Linked DNA regions of Homo sapiens: region 2 is linked to region 1. A link is an interaction called in ENCODE POLR2A ChIA-PET data of the cell type or tissue named here. Cell type or tissue: PC-3. All regions are shown on one strand. Links, peaks and the distances in the headings refer to the core of each region. The heading gives the core; the rest is flanking DNA. Region 1 has its middle 27 kb from the start of QSOX1. Region 2 overlaps CEP350 (centrosomal protein 350).

Region 1 (8,332 bases), core at 64-8,063:
GCTTGCTGCAATAACAGATTACCACAGATTTTGTGGCTTACAACTATGCAAATTTATTATTTTATAGTTCTGTAGTTCAGAAATCCAACATGGGGCTCACTGGGCTAAAATCAGAGTGTTGGCAGAGTTAGATTCTTTGCCAGAGGTTCTAGGGGCAAATCCATTTCCTTAATCATTCAGTTTATTAGAAGAATTCAGTCCTTGCGGCTGAAGGACTGAGGTCCTGTGTCTGGGCTGGCTGTCAGCTGAGGGCCGTTCCCAGTTTCTAGAGGTCACCTGAATTTTTGGCTTCTCCATCTTGAGAGCCGGCAGTGGTGGGTCAATTCTTCCTCGTGTTTTACATCTTCTGAGCCCCTTTCATCATCACACCTCTCTGACTCCCACTGCTGCCTTGTGTATTTGTAAAGAATCGGGTGGTTAGATTGGGCCCACTGAGATAATCCAGGATAATTTCTCCATCCCAAACTCCTTAACCTCAGTTGCACCTGCAAGGTCCCTTTTGTCACCTAAGGTAACATATTCACATGTTCCTCAGATTAGGGTATGGACATTCTGGTGCCCACTGTTGAGCCTACCATGTCATCTGCTTGTTCTCTTCCTACTTCCCCAGCAACTCCTTCTCAGTCTCCTTTACTGGCTCTTAATCATCCCACAGCTCTGAATGTGAGAGGCCCTCAGCCATCAGCCTTCAGCCTTCTTATCTCCTACATGTTCTCTGCAAGCAATCCCATCCGATTTTGTCCCTTGTAAATACCATCTGCAGGCTGGCGTGGTGGCTCATGCCTGTAATCCCAGCACTTTGGAAGCTAAGGTGAGTGGATTGCTTGAGCTCAGGAGTTTGAGACCAGCCTGGGCAACATGGAAAAAGCTGTCTCCACTAAAAATATAAAAAATTAGCCAGGTGTGGTGGTGCATGCCTGTAGTCCCAGCTCCTCAGGAGGCTGAGGTGGGAGGATGGCTTGAGCCCAGAAGATGCCACTGCACTCCAGCCTGGGTGACAGCGAGACTCTTGTCTCAAATAATAATAATAATAACATAAATAAATAAATACATCTGTGAACCACTGCTCCTAAATTTATATTTTTAGCCCTAAATTCACTCTTGAGTTCAAAATTCATGTATCTGACTCAATATTGCCATTGGAATAAATGACTGCCATCTTGAAGTTGACATGTCCTAACTGAAACTGTGGGTTTTCTTTACAAACTCTATTTCTCCCCTAGTCTGGACTCATTCAGTAAAGACATCACACCAGCTTGCTACTCAGGCCCCAGACCTAGGAGTCATGCCAGAGCCCTGTTTATTTTTCTTTTTTTTTTGAGACAGAGTCTCGCTCTGTCGCCCAGGCTGGAGTGCAGTGGTGCGATCTCGGCTCACTCTAACCTCCACTTCCCCAGGCTCAAGCGATTCTCCTGCCTCAGCCTCCCAAATAGCTGGGACTACAGGTGCGTGTCACCACGCCTGGCTAATTTTTGTATTTTAGTAGAGATGGGGTTTCACCTTGTTGGCCAGACTGGTCTCGAACTCCTGACCTCAAGCGATCTGCCCGCCTCGGCCTCCCAAAGTGCCGAGTTTATAGGCGTGAGCCACCGTGCCCGGCCTCATCAGCCGTTTTCTTGAACACCCTCTCCCTGATTCTTACACAGTCAATTCCTCCACATTATTCAGGTCTCAGGTTTTTTGTTATTCGTTGTTTGTTTTCCCCGCTCAGGTCTCAGTTTTACAGTTGTCTCCTGAGAGAGGTCTTGGCAGTCCTCCTGAGAGTAGTTCTTCCCTTCTGCCTGGCCCAGCCTGCACCCCACCTTCCTGCAGAGTCATTCTCTCTTGATTTTCCCTGTTTGATTTCCTTCACTCCCCTTGTCTCCATCTGGAATGATAATGCTTATTTCTTTGTTTCCTTGTTAAATATCTTCCTTCTCACCTCCCACCCTGACTGCTGTGCCAAGAAGGTGCATGAAGGCAAGAATCGCCGTCTGTCTTTCTCACTCCTGTTACCGGGGGCCTAGAAACATGCCTCCCTAGTGCATGTTTTTTGGGTGGATTCGCAGCGAATGCCCCACGTTCCCTCTATCCCACTCCCTTCTGCTCCCTGCTTTCCCACACTTTCTCTTCCTTTACAAGCTCTGGCCTGAGAACGGATGAGTTTTTTATTTTTTTTCCAGCACTCAATCTGTTAACGACTTTGAAGATCCCTGACTAAAACCAAATAATAATTACACTAATTACACTTAATTGTGAGCATTTATATCACACTTACTATTTCCGAGCACCGCCATAAGCACCTTACTCATCCTGAATAGGCACGCTGTTCCTCGGTTATTCCTCACTGTAATCATCTCCATTCACAGAGGAGGAAGGCGAGGCACAGAGAGACTAATGTGCCCAAAGTTCCACAATAAGGAAATGGTGGCAGCAACCTCCCGAGAGCCAGGCCTGACGGGCCTCTGCCAGGGCCCCACGCTTTAGATGGCCTGCTCTGGCCTCTGTCTGGCGGTGCCCTCCCCACAAGGCAAGGAGCCCTCGGAGCCAAGGGGAAGGCTCACTTCCTGCTTGTGGACTACACTTGGGAGCACACACTGTGGAATTCCAGCCCACACAGCCATGAGGCTGCTGCCAGGGCCTCTCCCCAGGCCTGTCTTCCTTTGGGTGCATGCTGCCACCTCAGTGGGCCCAAATGGTGGCCGCAGGGCAGCTCTTTATGAAAAGTGTGGACAGAATTTGAACCAGCAGTCTCACTGTCCACACGTGGCCCCTTTGAAGGTGTGACAGAGCAGGGCGTGGGAAGAGGAGGGCGAGCCATGGGCCTCCCCACACTCCCTCCTCCAGACACAGAACTGTGTGGAGCCCCAGAGTTCTGCATTCACACCTGGCCTTCCAGGTCATTGAGAAGTTTATGTGTCAACGTAGGAGGGTGGAGTGTATTCTCCTTATGTCTGTCGGCTTGACTGACAGCTTTAAAGTATTTTAAATATTTAGACATGTGGTCTGTGGCCTCCTTCCATCCTCCCCTCTGGGCCCACAGATCCTGGGGTGGGTCTGAGTGGCAGAGCTAGGCGTGGACCCAAGAAGCCTGGCCCGGGCTCCCTCCCATGCTGCACCCGGGAAGCCTTTGTGTTCCGAGCCACGCGCCTTCCCAGAGGATGCCCTGCACCTTGGCTGTCCAGTCCTGTCCCCCATTTGCTTCTCCCCTGGGAGCTCAAATATGGGTCATTCCCACCGTATCCAGCAAACTGCACGACGCTCTCTCATGGGAGGCCTGCTCTTGCTGGCATCCTGAGCTGGTCACCAGTGATCCGTAGAGTGGTTCGAAGCGTATGTTTTGGGTTTGAATGCCAGTTCCACCACTTATTAACTGTGACATCAGGCAAATTATGTAAGCTCTTAGCCTATTTTGTGTTCTGTTTTCAAGGATTAAGTGGGAATGTCTACACATTCAGTAAATGTTTGTCATCGTCATGGCACTCCACCATTTGCTCTGCGGTCTGGGGACAATGCCCTGTGGCTCAGCCGTTTCTCCAGGAAGCTGCCTCAGGTGGACGCCAAGCACAGAGCTGGCAGGAGCAGGGACTAAAATAAACAGCCACAGAGTCCCCAGTGGGAAGTCCTAGGCCCTGGGCACAGCTGAGCTGGAAGGGATGAGGTGACCCGTTTTCCCTGCAGTGCTCAAAGTGGGATTCTTATGAGCTGCTGGGAGCCATGCAGTCCTGGAACGTGGCAGGCACGTCACCACCTTGAGGATTCTCTATGTACTTCCCTGCAAAATTCTTCTGCCTGTGACATGTGCCACCTGCCATCTTCCCCTTTGCTAATAATGATTGCACCACACACTCAGACACAAACACACATTCACAGACATGCAAATTGTTTTCAATTCTTTTTTTTTTTTTTTTTTTTTTGAGGTGGAGTCTTGCTCTGTTGCCCAGGCTGGAGTGCAGTGGTGTGATCTCGGCTCACTGCAAGCTCCGCCTCCCGAGTTCACGCCATTCTCCTGCCTCAGCCTCCCGAGTAGCTGGGACTACAGGCGTCCGCCACCATGCCTGGCTAATATTTTTGTATTTTTAGTAGAGATGGGGTTTCACCGTGTTAGCCAGGATGGTCTCGATCTCCTAACCTCGTGATCCACTCGCCTTGGCCTCCCAAAGTGCTGGGATTACAGGCGTGAGCCACCATGCCCGACCTGTTTTCAGTTCTTTTTAATAGCTAAATATAAAGCATCCCTTGACAAGAGTTTAATTTGTCATATTGAGAAATGAAGGCTGCCTTTCAACTCACTATGAAACCTACCTTGAGCAAAGTATTACAGTGGGTGGGGCTAAGGAAGAAAGCAGCAGGGATTTCTAAAGAACAGGATGTTGAGGCTGACATTCTTTTGTTTACCCTATTTGGGAAGAAGTGGGGTCTGAATTCATGTGGCAGAACTGAACCTGCGCCGTCCTAACCTGGGCGCAGTGGCTCTCAGAAGGGCGTGGTCCCAGTGCAGGCTGCAGACCCAGTTGGTTTTCTCTTTTCTCTGCTCCAACACCTGGAAGTCAGGCCTGAGTCATCTGTTTTCAGCAGATACAAGCTTTAGGTCTGAGATGTGAACCTGCTGGGCGTCTGGGGATAGACGTGACAAATGGTTTCCGATCCAGCTCCACCACTTACTAGCTGATGATATTGAGCAAGTTAATTACCCTCCTGGTGCCTCAACCATCTCGTCTATTAAATATGTCTACTAACAGTTTCTGTTTCACAGGGTAATTTGTGGATTAGGTGAACAAATACTTGTAAAACAAGTGACTAGCAAGAGTAAACAGTCATGTTGCTTATCATCGCTATTAACAACGCCAAGAGACCAGGCCAGAGGCTGGGGAAATGCCACCATATTCGCATTTTCAATAGCCCCCAAGTGATCCCGACGCTGGCCTGAGGAGGGTGTGTAATGGGGACGTGAGCCCAGGCTGTGGGGGGCGCCTTGCAGCCCACTAGGGGCTTGGGTTCTATTCTGAACAAATGGGGTGGCATGTAAAGATTCTAGTTTTGCCATGGAGAGTCCTTGGGGTCTTTTCTAGGATGTGGTGGTCTGGCTGGCGACTGAGGGTGTCCACTCAGAAGTGCCAAAGGAGGAGGTGGAACGTGTTCTGAGGCCCGAGGAAGATGTTCCAAGAAATGGAACAATGGACGAATAGAAACATAGGAGTAAAGGCATCTGGAGAGGGCCTGGCTGTGGGAGCCAGACAGACCCAGGTGAGGCCAGGTTGTGTCACTCACAAGCTCTGTGTTCTTGAGCAAGATCCTTAACCTTTTTAACTTCAGTTCCCTCACCTGTAGAATGGGGCTGACCTCAGAAGGTGGTCATGAGGGCTGCATACGATGATATATGTCAAGGGCTCCCACGAGGTAAGCTTGGCGGGCAGCCCTATCTGTTGTGAAGGAATTTTTTTTTTTTTTTTTTTTTTTTGAGGCAAGAGTCCTGCTCTGTCACCCAGGCTGGAGTGCAATGGCGCGATCTCGGCTCACTGCAACCTCTGCCTCCCGGGTTCAAGCGGTTCTCCTGCCTCAGCCTCCCGAGTAGCTGGGATTACAGGTGCATCCCACCACATCTGGCTGATTTTTGTATTTTTAGTAGAGACGGGGTTTCACCATGTTGGCCACGCTGGTCTTGAACTCCTGACCTCAGGTGATCGACCCACCTCGGCTTCCCAAAGTGCTGGGATTACAGGTGTGAGCCACTGTGCCTGGCCTGTTGTGAAGGTTTTTGTTGGGCAGTTGGAGAAGTGAATGTGGCGGCTGTCAGGGTCAGCATTGTCCAGGAGGGAGAGAGGTGGCATGGAGACAGGAGCAGCCCAGGCATGAGTGGGAAGAGAGGATTTCCCGGGCCCACCATTCCTGGGTGAAATGCTCCTCAAGACTTGGCTCCATTTCTGTGCTAACCAAACTTACCACCAATTATTGCTGTGCCTCGGGGGATAGGCAAGGGGAGGGGCGTGGCTGTGGAAAGAGGATGGGGCAATTGGGATTCACTCTGAGTTAGTAAGATGGCTTTCTGGCTCATTCTTCCAATTCACGTGACTTATTCTGACTTCTCCAGAGGGCCTGCTCATCTGTGGGAGCACGGATGTGTTCTGGTTTCTAACCCTATCAGGTTGGGGGGCAGACCCTGGTGGTGGCAAATTGTCCCAAGTAGTTAAGGCCCCTCAGTGAGGCCTCTTGACAGTGGCCAGTGGACCTTACCCCAGCCACCTGCCTCCCACCACTCAGACGTTCTTCCCTGCCAGCACAGCTGTCACTGTGAGGTTGCTGAAGAACTGACAGGAGAAATCATTTGTTAAATGCAGCTTCAAATGTCCATGGTGTAGTCCCATCACACCTCTCCAGCCCCATTGCCCCAGCCTTCCAATCAAAACAGCCTGCCTTTCTGCTTCTGCTCACACCTCCCTCCGCATGAAACACCCTCCTAGGCCTCCTCTTGAAAGGGCTCTTAGTACCATAAGCCACAGTTGTCTTTCCCACCGCGGAAGACCCTGAATCTATAAAAGCCGTGAGGCGGCCCAGCTCCAGTCTTCCTCATCTCCATCAACGGCACACCAGCCACCACGATGCTCAGGCCAAAGTCCTCTTTCCCTCACCACCCATATTCAGTCCACGCTCTCTAAAGACAGCCCATCTCTCCATTCACAGCCAACTCTCTAGCCCAGTTACCATCATCGCCTGCAATAGCTTCTTAATGCATGTTCTGCTTCAACACCTGCCCTATTAAAATCCATTCTGCACTCAACTTGGTCATGTCGCTCTCCTGCTTACGACTCGCCAAGGTGGAATATTGTACCTCGAATAAATCCCAAACCATCCTGTGGCCCATGAGGCCCTGTTGGATCCTGGCGGATCTCAGTGTCTACCACTCTCCCTTGCTCACTGTGCTGTGGCCGCACTGGTCTTCTTTCTATTCCTCGTTCCATCTTAGAGCCTTTGCACTGGCCGTTCCCTTTGCCTGGAATGCTCTTCCATCAGATCTTTTCGCAACGGGCTTCTCATCTTTCAGGTCTTAGCGCCAGTGTTAGCTTCTCAGAAAGGCCTCCCCTGACCTTCTTGTATAAAGTAGCTCCTGGCTGGGCGCGGTGGCTCACGCCTGTAATCCCAGCACTTTGGCAGAATGAGGCGGGCGAATCACGAGGTCAGGAGATCGAGACCATCCTGGCTAACACGGTGAAACCCTGTCTCTACTAAAAATACAAAAAATTAGCTGGGTGTGGTGGCGGGCTCCTGCAGTCCCAGGTACTCGGGAGGCTGAGGCAGGAGAATGGTGTGAACCTGGAAGGCGGAGCTTGCAGTGAGCCGAGATCGCGCCACTGCACTCCAGCCTGAGTGACAAAGCGAGACTCCGTCTCAAAATAAATAAATAAATAAAATAAAGTAGCTCCTGCCCCCCACCCCCTATTTTATATCATCCGTTCTAGGTGCTTCACAGATCTTACCACTGTTCTGTTTATGCAGTGGCTTACTAGCTTATTGTCTGTCTTCCTACACTGGAATGTAAGCTCTTTCAAGACGGATCTTGATTTCTTGTTTTCTTTTGGGATCCACAGTGCATAGACCAGTGCCAGCAAATAGTAGATATCTGTGGAATGAATGAATGAATGAACCCAGCCCTGGATGGGCATTACCTAACGGTGTCCTTTACTTATTAACACGTGTGTGTTTTGTCTACACAGCCTGATCATAAGTCATGCTAGGGCAAGGACTGCCCTCCTGGGAAATTTGAAGACCTTCTGGCCAATGAATGAGGTCAGGAATGATGGCTTCTTCTCTGGTGATTTAGGCTGGAGAAATTGCTCCATTTGGGGGCTGTTTCACATGCAATTGTGCCCAAGGGTGGAAGGATGGAAAAGATGAGTGTTCAAGGCCCTTCTGGTCATAGTAGAACATGCGGAAGGGTGTTGGTGTGATGATGCAACAGGTCGGCAATGACTACTCAGTTACACCTTTATTTATTCATAAACTCATGATTTTGCCAAGAAAGTCAGCAGCTTAGGATACATTTATTCATTGGCAGACACTGCTGGTTGTGAAATTGACAGCTGTTTCCCCACTCTTCTTCTTTACCCAAAGAACCTACCTTCTACTTTTACAGCCCAAAGTTCTAGACACTTGCTCTCTGAGTCTCCCTTATGATTTGTGGTGATCATTCGTGAGCCCCATTCCTGGCCAATGACACATGAAGGCAAGTTTGCCAGGGACTCCTAAAAACATTTTTTTTAATTTAAAAGAATTACTTTTTAAACTTTTTTGCTCTTATGAACACTTTCCTAACACAGTAATTTTAATGTTATTTTTTAAATTGTCCATTTTTAAA
Region 2 (8,332 bases), core at 90-8,089, 160 kb after region 1:
TGCTCAATATTTATTGGCCTCCTACTAAGTGCCAGGCATTAAGGGACAAAAGATGAAAAAAATGACTTCATTCTGGCTCTTAGAATATTTTCCACACCTTTGCTACATTTCAGTTCTCTGATCTATATCAGATCTATGATAGGTTAAGAAAAAGTTAACTGAAAGGTTAAGAAAAGACAACTCTGCAATATTCCTACTATCTATCCTCAACATAAAATGGACAAATGGTAAATTTAGTAAGGACCAGCAGACAAAAAAGTGGAAAATACTCAGTTATAACTCAGATCTATTACACTGTTCCAAGTAAATTCCAGAATAACCAACAGTCCTATAACATATTCTAATATACCACTAATCTGAGAATTTAGTCTCACCTGTTTCTACTTATAAAATATAAACCTCAAAAACTACTTTTACAAAAACTGAGTGACTTACTGTAATCCAGGAAATCCAGAAGATACTATGTAACATTAGTACTATTTTGGCCTTTGCAGCATAGGAAGTAGAGTAAGGATAAAAGAGAACACAATGTCCCACACTGATGAAATAAAGAGCTAAACTTCGTAAACAAGACACCCATAGTTTTTTATTTTAGGAGAGCTGAGGGCAGCAAACAGGACCAGAAATAACCAAAAGAAGGGGGGAGCCCTAAAAATAGGCCTACACTTTTGCTTACTCACTATCTAGTTATCCTGAGTACTTTTCTAAATTAATTTCAAGGAATATATCTACAAAAAGGTGTCTTACAGTTTGCAAGTCAGGATTATTTTTTGCCTAAAAGTATAAAAGTTTCACTATAAAATTTTCCCTTATACATAAGAAAGTGTTACTATTAGTTAACTCCAAGGAGAGGAAGTGAGGGTCCAGGATAGGAAGTAGATTTTTCAGTGTATATTTTTTTTATTTTTTAGAAGACAGGGTCTCATTGTTGCCCAGGCTAGTCTTGCTGAATTCCTGGGCTCAAGCAACCCTCCCACTTCAGCCTCCCAAGTAGCTGGGATTACAGCACACACCACCACACCCAGCTTCTGTTTCTGAATTCTTTTTTTAAAGCAGACACACTGATCACTTTTTGAGGAAAACTTCAAGGAAAAAAGAAATAATTTGTTTTTGTCTTTTTTAGAAACTGCTGCTTATTTTCCATCAACCCTGTTTCCATGTTGCTTAAGAGTCCATGCAAGAACAGCTTAAGGCCAATTCAGTGCTTATTCCTACCCATTCAGTGGCCTGAGCAGTGGGAGCTGTAGACCAGTCTTCTGAGCACTCCAGTCTTTAGTAGGAAACTGCTGAATAGGCACAGAGGGCACCCGCACGCCCTCAGACCAGTCTGCAACCTCAGGCTGAGTAGTGTTAAACTCCAGAGCTGACACAGTCCATTCACCCTAAAATTCTTCCTTGGTCACAGCGTTTTCAGCAGCAGCCTGCTCTGCTTTTTCAGTCTCTTCAGGATCTCTGTAGAAGTAGAGATCAGGCATGACTTCCCACGGGTGTTCACAGGAAATGGTGGCACACACACACAGAACTTCCCCGGCCAGCACCCACCATATCAAACCCACTGAGTGAGCTTCCTTATTGTTGCACGGGATGGCAATGTCCACACAGCGCAAAGGAGACTCTGTGTTACACAGAGCAATGGTAGGTAGGTTAACCTAAGATGCTTCAGTTTGAGGCTGGTGGTCAAACCACCACAAGCCATGGCTCCCGGAAGGCTGCCTGGATCTGGTTAGTGAAGGTTCCAGGAGTAAAGCAGTCAGCAATTGGAGTGGCTCCAGTGGCAGCAGCAAACTTCAACACAGCCTTCTGGCCAGTATTTCTGCAGAATATGACACTGACATCAGCGGGGTTTTCAAAGGTAACAATGGCACGAGCTGCCAGCAGAAGCTTCTTTCAGGTCCTCTTCAGATTTATGATGTAGATGCCATTACTTTTCCTTTTATAGATGTACTGTTCCATTTGGAAGTCAAGGCTGGTGCCATCTAAGTGGGTTCCTCCTGCAAGGAACTTAAGGACATCAAGGCCTCTGGATATTGTAAAAGTTTCCCTTTAAGTTACAATGGGAATCCAGAACAACACTGTATGCACCCCTCTCTGGGTAGCGTGGAAAGCAAGATAATTTTCAAAAGTCTCCTTCCACGTTCAATAACTTAGTCAACTGAGAGGCTGTTTAAGGAAATGGAAACAATTTTTCTTTCATTGGAAGCCTTTAATGACTCCTTAATGCAGTATACTTGCTTCCTCTTTATGAATCCATCCACAGAATGTTATCAATTCTCTTTACCCCTCTGTACTATTATTTACATATCTGTCTCTTACATAAAACTGCAGAGATGCAGAGATATTTTATTCCTCTTTTTTTTTTTTTTTTTGGAGACAGAGTCTTGCTCTTGTCATCCAGGCGGGAGTGCAGTGGCGCAATCTCGGCTCACTGCAACCTCTACCTCCCGGGATCAAGCGATTCTCTTGCCTCAGCCTCCCTAGTAGCTGGGATTACAGGCACATACCATCATGCCCAGCTAATTTTTATATTTTTAGTAGAGATGGGGTTTCGCCATGTTGGCCAGGCTGGTCTCGATCTCCTGACCTCAGGTGATGCACCCGCCTTGGCCTCCCAGAGTGCTGGGACTATAGGCCTGAGCCACAGCACCTGCTCTTATTCCTCTTTATATCCCTAGTTCACGCACAGTATATAGCCACATTGAGTGCTCCAGACCTGTTTGCCAAATGACAGTACCATTGATAAGTCTCAGAATCCAATTCTTAAATGCAAAAAGGCACAAATACACATATGAAGCCAGGTATTTCATATAACATGAAAAGGTTAGACATTCCTAAGCAGAAAATATCTTACACGGTAACACGTAAAAAAATAAGTATACGTGTGCATACATATTTTATATTTTAAAACAATCTCAAAATTAAAAATAAATTCTTTCATAAAATATTTTCACTTTTAAAATTTAGACATGAAATAATGAATGAAATGAAGCCAGCTGGGCCCGGTGGCTTACACCTGTAATACCAGCACTTTGGGAGGCCGAGGTGGGCGATCACCTGGGGTCAGGAGTTGGAGACCAGCCTGGCCAACATGGTGAAACCCCATCTCTATTAAAAATACAAAAATTGGCTGGACGTGGTGGTGCATGTCTGTAATCCCAGCTACTTGGGAGGCTAAGACAGGAGAACTGCTTGAACCCGGAAGGCGGAGGTTGCAGTGAGCCAAGATCACGCTACTGTACTCCCTCCTGGGCGACAGAGTGAGACTCAGTCTCAAAAAAAGAAAAGAAATGAAACATTAAGTTATAGCCAGTGCTATTACTATTACTTATCACTGATTTTTAGATATAGTTTTTAAAAAGGAGGGTGCCACAATTCCAGAAACAACTTCTACAAGCCCACTAACAACAACAAAAACTATAAATGGCTTTTTAAAAAAATCACCAAAACCCAAACTAATCAAAGATAAATCAGATTTTCTTTGGAAAAATATCCTTCTATTTGTACAAAGGTCTTCTTTACATCATTATTGCTCTATAACATTTAATAACTTATCATACAAAAATAGAGCAACTGTACACATTTTCAGAGATGATCTATTGTATAAAGTATAGTCTAAGAAGCCTCTCTGAACCTATTCTGGTTTGGAAGCTGGCTGATTTATGAACTCTTCTTTGCTCAATCAAATTCTGTTAAATTTAATTTGTCTAAGGTTTTTAATTTTAATAGATGGTGTCAGAAGTGGGATCCAAACTAAAGCTTCTAGCAACTCCCAGGAACACCAAGTGACAAAGCAAGGTACCCACTGGACTCATTTTGTCCACTGCTCTCTCAAAGCAACTGGAGATTGTGGGTAAGTTCTCTCTCAGATTCTGAAGCTCCATCAGTGTGCATTTGAGCTATCAGAGTTTGAGCAAATTTCTGATCCAAACTAGGTTTGGAAGTTACAACAGAAATTGGACTGGGTCCAGGATCCAACTGTATCTAACTGTCTTGGATCTAGTTAGAGGCCTCATATGTCTGGCTGGTTTAGACAGAAATTAGTATAAATGATAATACTGAAGGGGGTACCAATTTCAGCTTTCAGAAATTTGCATAGATTTTTGTGTTCTAGCCCCCTTTGTTTATTTTTCTTGCATGCTTAGGGAGGGAAAAATCATTGGCTAAGTTGATCAAAGGGATCCAAGGACCAAAGCTGCTATTCAAGGTAAAAATGGGATCCTTAATTTCTGAAGACCTGAGTACTACACCTTCCAGCTTATACATGCATTATTATTAGGCCTCAGAAGCAGCAAATGCTTACAAAAATGATGAAATCTTACTAAAGGTAATTTAAAATCACAACGGTACATTCCAAATGAACACTGCACTTTAAGAAGTACATTTGAAAATGAGGGCTCCCAAATCAGTCTCATCTAGGGATGCCTGTTGGTGTGCAGAAGCTTCTAAAAAGATTTCAATATTTTTATTGCTTTTTATAAAAAGACTCTTTATAGAAGGCAAATAAAAAGCTTAAGCAACTAATTGTTAAGAAAAATTAAATCTGCTAATCTTTCAGCTCCGTTACTACTCTTCCCTGAAGGTGAAAAGAAAGTTATCCTAGATAGCGTTTATAAAAGGTAGGTTGCCAGGTAAAGTAAGCTTCCTCCTTTTTCAGATCTATTTTTGCTGAGTCCAGGTACAGAGAAGGCTTTCTTTGCCCTATTCCTTAATGGGCTCCATCCTGAACTTAGTAATTTCAGCTAAGAAATAGTAGCTAGGTTAAAAAGATCACCTGTAGGCCGAGCACAGTGGCTCATGCCTGTAATCCCAGCACTTTGGAAGGCCAAGGAAAGTGGATCACCTGAGGTCAGGAGTTCAAGACCAGCCTGGCCAACATGGTGAAACCCCGTCTCTACTAAAAGTACAAAAAAAAAATTAGCCAGGTGTGGTGGCGGGCACCTGTAATCCCAGCTATTCAATAGGCTGAGACAGGAGTATCGCCTGAACCCAGGAGGCGGAGGTTGCAGTAAGCCGAGATTGCACAACTGCACTCCAGCCTAGGTGACAAGAGTAAGACTCTATCTCAAAAAAAAAAAAAAAAAAAAAAGAAAAGAAAAAGAAAAAAGATCACTTGTCCAATTAAAATAAACCTTTCTGGCATTTAGCTGGCTATTCTGAAATCCTTCTGTAAAAGAAATTTACATCTATAAAGGAGATTTCCATTTGTAAATGTATGTGCCTATATACATTAGAAACAGAACGTCAAAGCATAAAACTAACAAAGAAACTCTGGACTTAGACACTTGACCAAACGGACCTAACAGACTTCTACAGAATACTGTACCCAAAAATCACAGAATATACACTCTCATCTGCACATGGAACATTCTCTAAGATGGACCACAAGCTCAGTCATAAAGCAAGTCTCAATACATTCTTAAAAAATGAAATCATGTCAAGCATATTATCAGACTACAGTAGAATAAAATTAGAAATCAATACCAAAAGGAACTCTCAAAACCACAAATACATGGAAACTAAACAACTTGCTCCTAACTAACTTGGTTAAACAACAAATTAAGGCAGAAATAAAAAAATTCTTTGAAACAAATGAAAATAGAGAAACAAACATACCAAAACCTCTGGGATACAGCAAAAGCAATGTTAAGGAGAAAGTTTACAGCACTAAATGCCTACATCAAAAAGACAGTAAGATATCAAATTGACAACTTAAAGTTGAACTTAAAGGAACCAGAAAAAGAACAAACTAAACCCAAAGCTAGCAGAAAAAAAAGAAGTAACTAAGATCAGAGCAGAACTAAATTAATTGAGACCAAAACAAACAAACAAACAAACAACAACAAAAAAAACATACAAAGGATCAACAGAACAAAGTTAGTTCTTTGAAGGGATAAGCAAGATAGATAAACCTCTAAGTAAATTAAAAAAAAAAAAAGTGAGAAGATCCTAAGAAGCATAATCAGAAATGACAAAGGTGACAGAACTCATACTACAAAAATACAAAAGAGCCTCAGAGACTACTATGAACATCTTTATGTGCACAAACTAGAAAAACCAGAGGAAATGGATAAATTCTTGGAAACACACAACCTCCCAAGATTGAACAAGGAAGAAACTGAAATCCTGAACAGATCATAACAATTTACAAAATTGAATCAGTTATAAAAACAAATCTACAAACCAAAAAAAGACCAGGATCAGATGCATTCACAGCCAAATTATACCAGACAAACAAAGAAGAGCTGGTATCAATCTTACTGAAACTACTCCAAAAAATCAAGATCACACTGAATGGACAAAAGTTAGAAGCATCCCCTCTATGAACTGAAAAAAGACAAGGATGTGCACTCTTACGACTCCTATTCAACATAATACTTTCCATCCTACCCATAGGAATCAGGCAGAAAATTAAAATTTAAAAAAAGGCATCCATATAGGAAAAGAGAAACTCAAATTATCTCTGTTCAACCCTAAGGAGTCCTTCAAAAAACTCCTAGACCTAAGAAAAAGACTTCAGTAAAGTTTCAGGATGCAAAATCAACTTACAACAGTCAGTGGCATTTCTATATGCCAATAATGTTCAAGCTGAGAACCAAATCAAAAATGCAATCCCATCTATAATAGCCACATGAAAAATAAAATACCCAGGAATAAATTTAACCAGGGAGGTGAAAGATTTCTACAAGGAGAACTACAAAACACTGATGAAGGAAATAACAGATGACACAAACAAATGGAAAAACATTCCATGCTCATGGATTGGAAGAATCAAAATTTAAATGACCATACTGCCCAAAACAATCCAAAAATTCTATTCCCATCAAATTAGCAACATCATTTTTCACAAATTAGAAAAAACAATTCTAAAATTCATATGGAACCAAAAAAGAGCCTGAATAGCCAAGCAAAAAGAACACAGCAGGAGGCATCACATTACCCAACTTCAAACTATACTACAAGGATATCCTAACCAAAACAGCATGTTACCAATACAAAAACAGACATCTGTATCAATGTAACAGAATAGAGAACCCAGAAATAAAGCCATACACCTATAACCAGTTGATCTTGAACAAAGCTGACAAAAGCAAAAATGGGGAAAGGACACCTATTCAATAAACAGTGCTAAAAAGAAAAAAAAACCCAAAAAACACACAAAAAAACTGGCTAGCATGTGCAGAAGAATGAAACTGGACCCCCTACCTTTCACCACATACAAAAATTAACTCAAGACGTATTAAAGACTTAAACATAAAACCTCAAACTATAAAGATCCTATTTTAAAAAACCTAGGAAAAACTCTTCTGCACATGGGCCTAGGCAAAGAATTTATGACTAAAACCTCAAAGGCAAATGCAACAAAACAAAAATTCATAAACAAGATTTAATTAAACTAAAAAGCTTCTACATAGCAAAAGAATCAACAAAGTAAAGAGGTAACCTAAAGAATGGGAAAAAAATATTTGCAAACTGTACATCTGACAAAGGACTAGGATCCAGAATCTACAAGGAATCTCAAACAAATGAACAAGAAAAAAAAAATAACTCCATTAAAAAGTGAGCAATGGACATAAACGGATACTTCTCAAAAGAAGACATACAAGTGGCCAACAAACATATGAAAAAAATGCTCAGAATCACTAATCATCAATAAAATACAAATTAAAACCACACTGATACCATCTCACACCAGTCAGAATTGCTATTATTAAAGAGTTAAAAAATAACAGATGACAAGGATGCAGAGAAAAGGGAGTATCATACACTGCTGGTGGGAATGTAAATTAGTTCAACCCCTGTGGAAAAGAGTAGAGGGATTTCTCAAAGAACTTAGAACTATCATTAGACCCAGCATTCCCACTACTGGGTATCTATCCAAAGGAAAAGAAATCATTCTATCAAAAAGACACTGCACTAGTATGTTTATCACAGCACTATTCACAACAGCAAAGTCATTGAATCAAACTAAGTACCTATCAACAGTAGATCAGATAGGCCGGGAGCAGTGGCTCATGCCTGTAATCCCAGCACTTTGGGAGGCCGAGGTGGGCAGATCATGAGGTCAGGAGTTTGAGACCAGCCTGACCAACATAGTGAAACTCCATCTCTACTAAAAATACAAAAATCAGCCAGGCATGGTGGCATGTGCCTGTAATCCCAGCTACTCAGGAGGCTGAGGCAGGAGAATTGCTTGGACCCGGGAGGCGGAAGTTGCAGTGAGCCAAGATCACGTCACTGCGCTCCAGCGTGAGCAACAGAGCGAGACTCTGCCTCAAAAACAAAACAAAACAAACAAACAAACAAAAAACAGTAGATTAGATAAAGAAAATGTGGT

The links. Peaks named below come from ENCODE experiments on the same cell type or tissue, not always from the same donor. Only the 100,000 strongest peaks of a DNase experiment are listed, where the experiment ranks them.
Region 2: POLR2A ChIA-PET joins it to region 1 with 5 read pairs; 2 of 35 experiments call an interaction of 5 or more read pairs at or near these places.

Annotation. Positions count from the first base shown.
Region 1 is chr1:180,123,250-180,131,581 of GRCh38, reverse strand. No RefSeq gene overlaps it. Among named protein-coding and RNA genes, the nearest start is that of QSOX1, 27 kb to the left of the region's middle. In PC-3, for the core only: no CTCF peak of the experiment used is centred there; DNase peaks (open chromatin) are centred at 4,591 and 7,911; H3K27ac peaks cover 2,798 bases.
Region 2 is chr1:179,962,367-179,970,698 of GRCh38, reverse strand. All of the region lies in intron 1 of CEP350 (centrosomal protein 350), which reads right to left. It also overlaps the pseudogene RPSAP16. Among named protein-coding and RNA genes, the nearest start is that of CEP350, 12 kb to the right of the region's middle. In PC-3, for the core only: no CTCF peak of the experiment used is centred there; no DNase peak of the experiment used is centred there.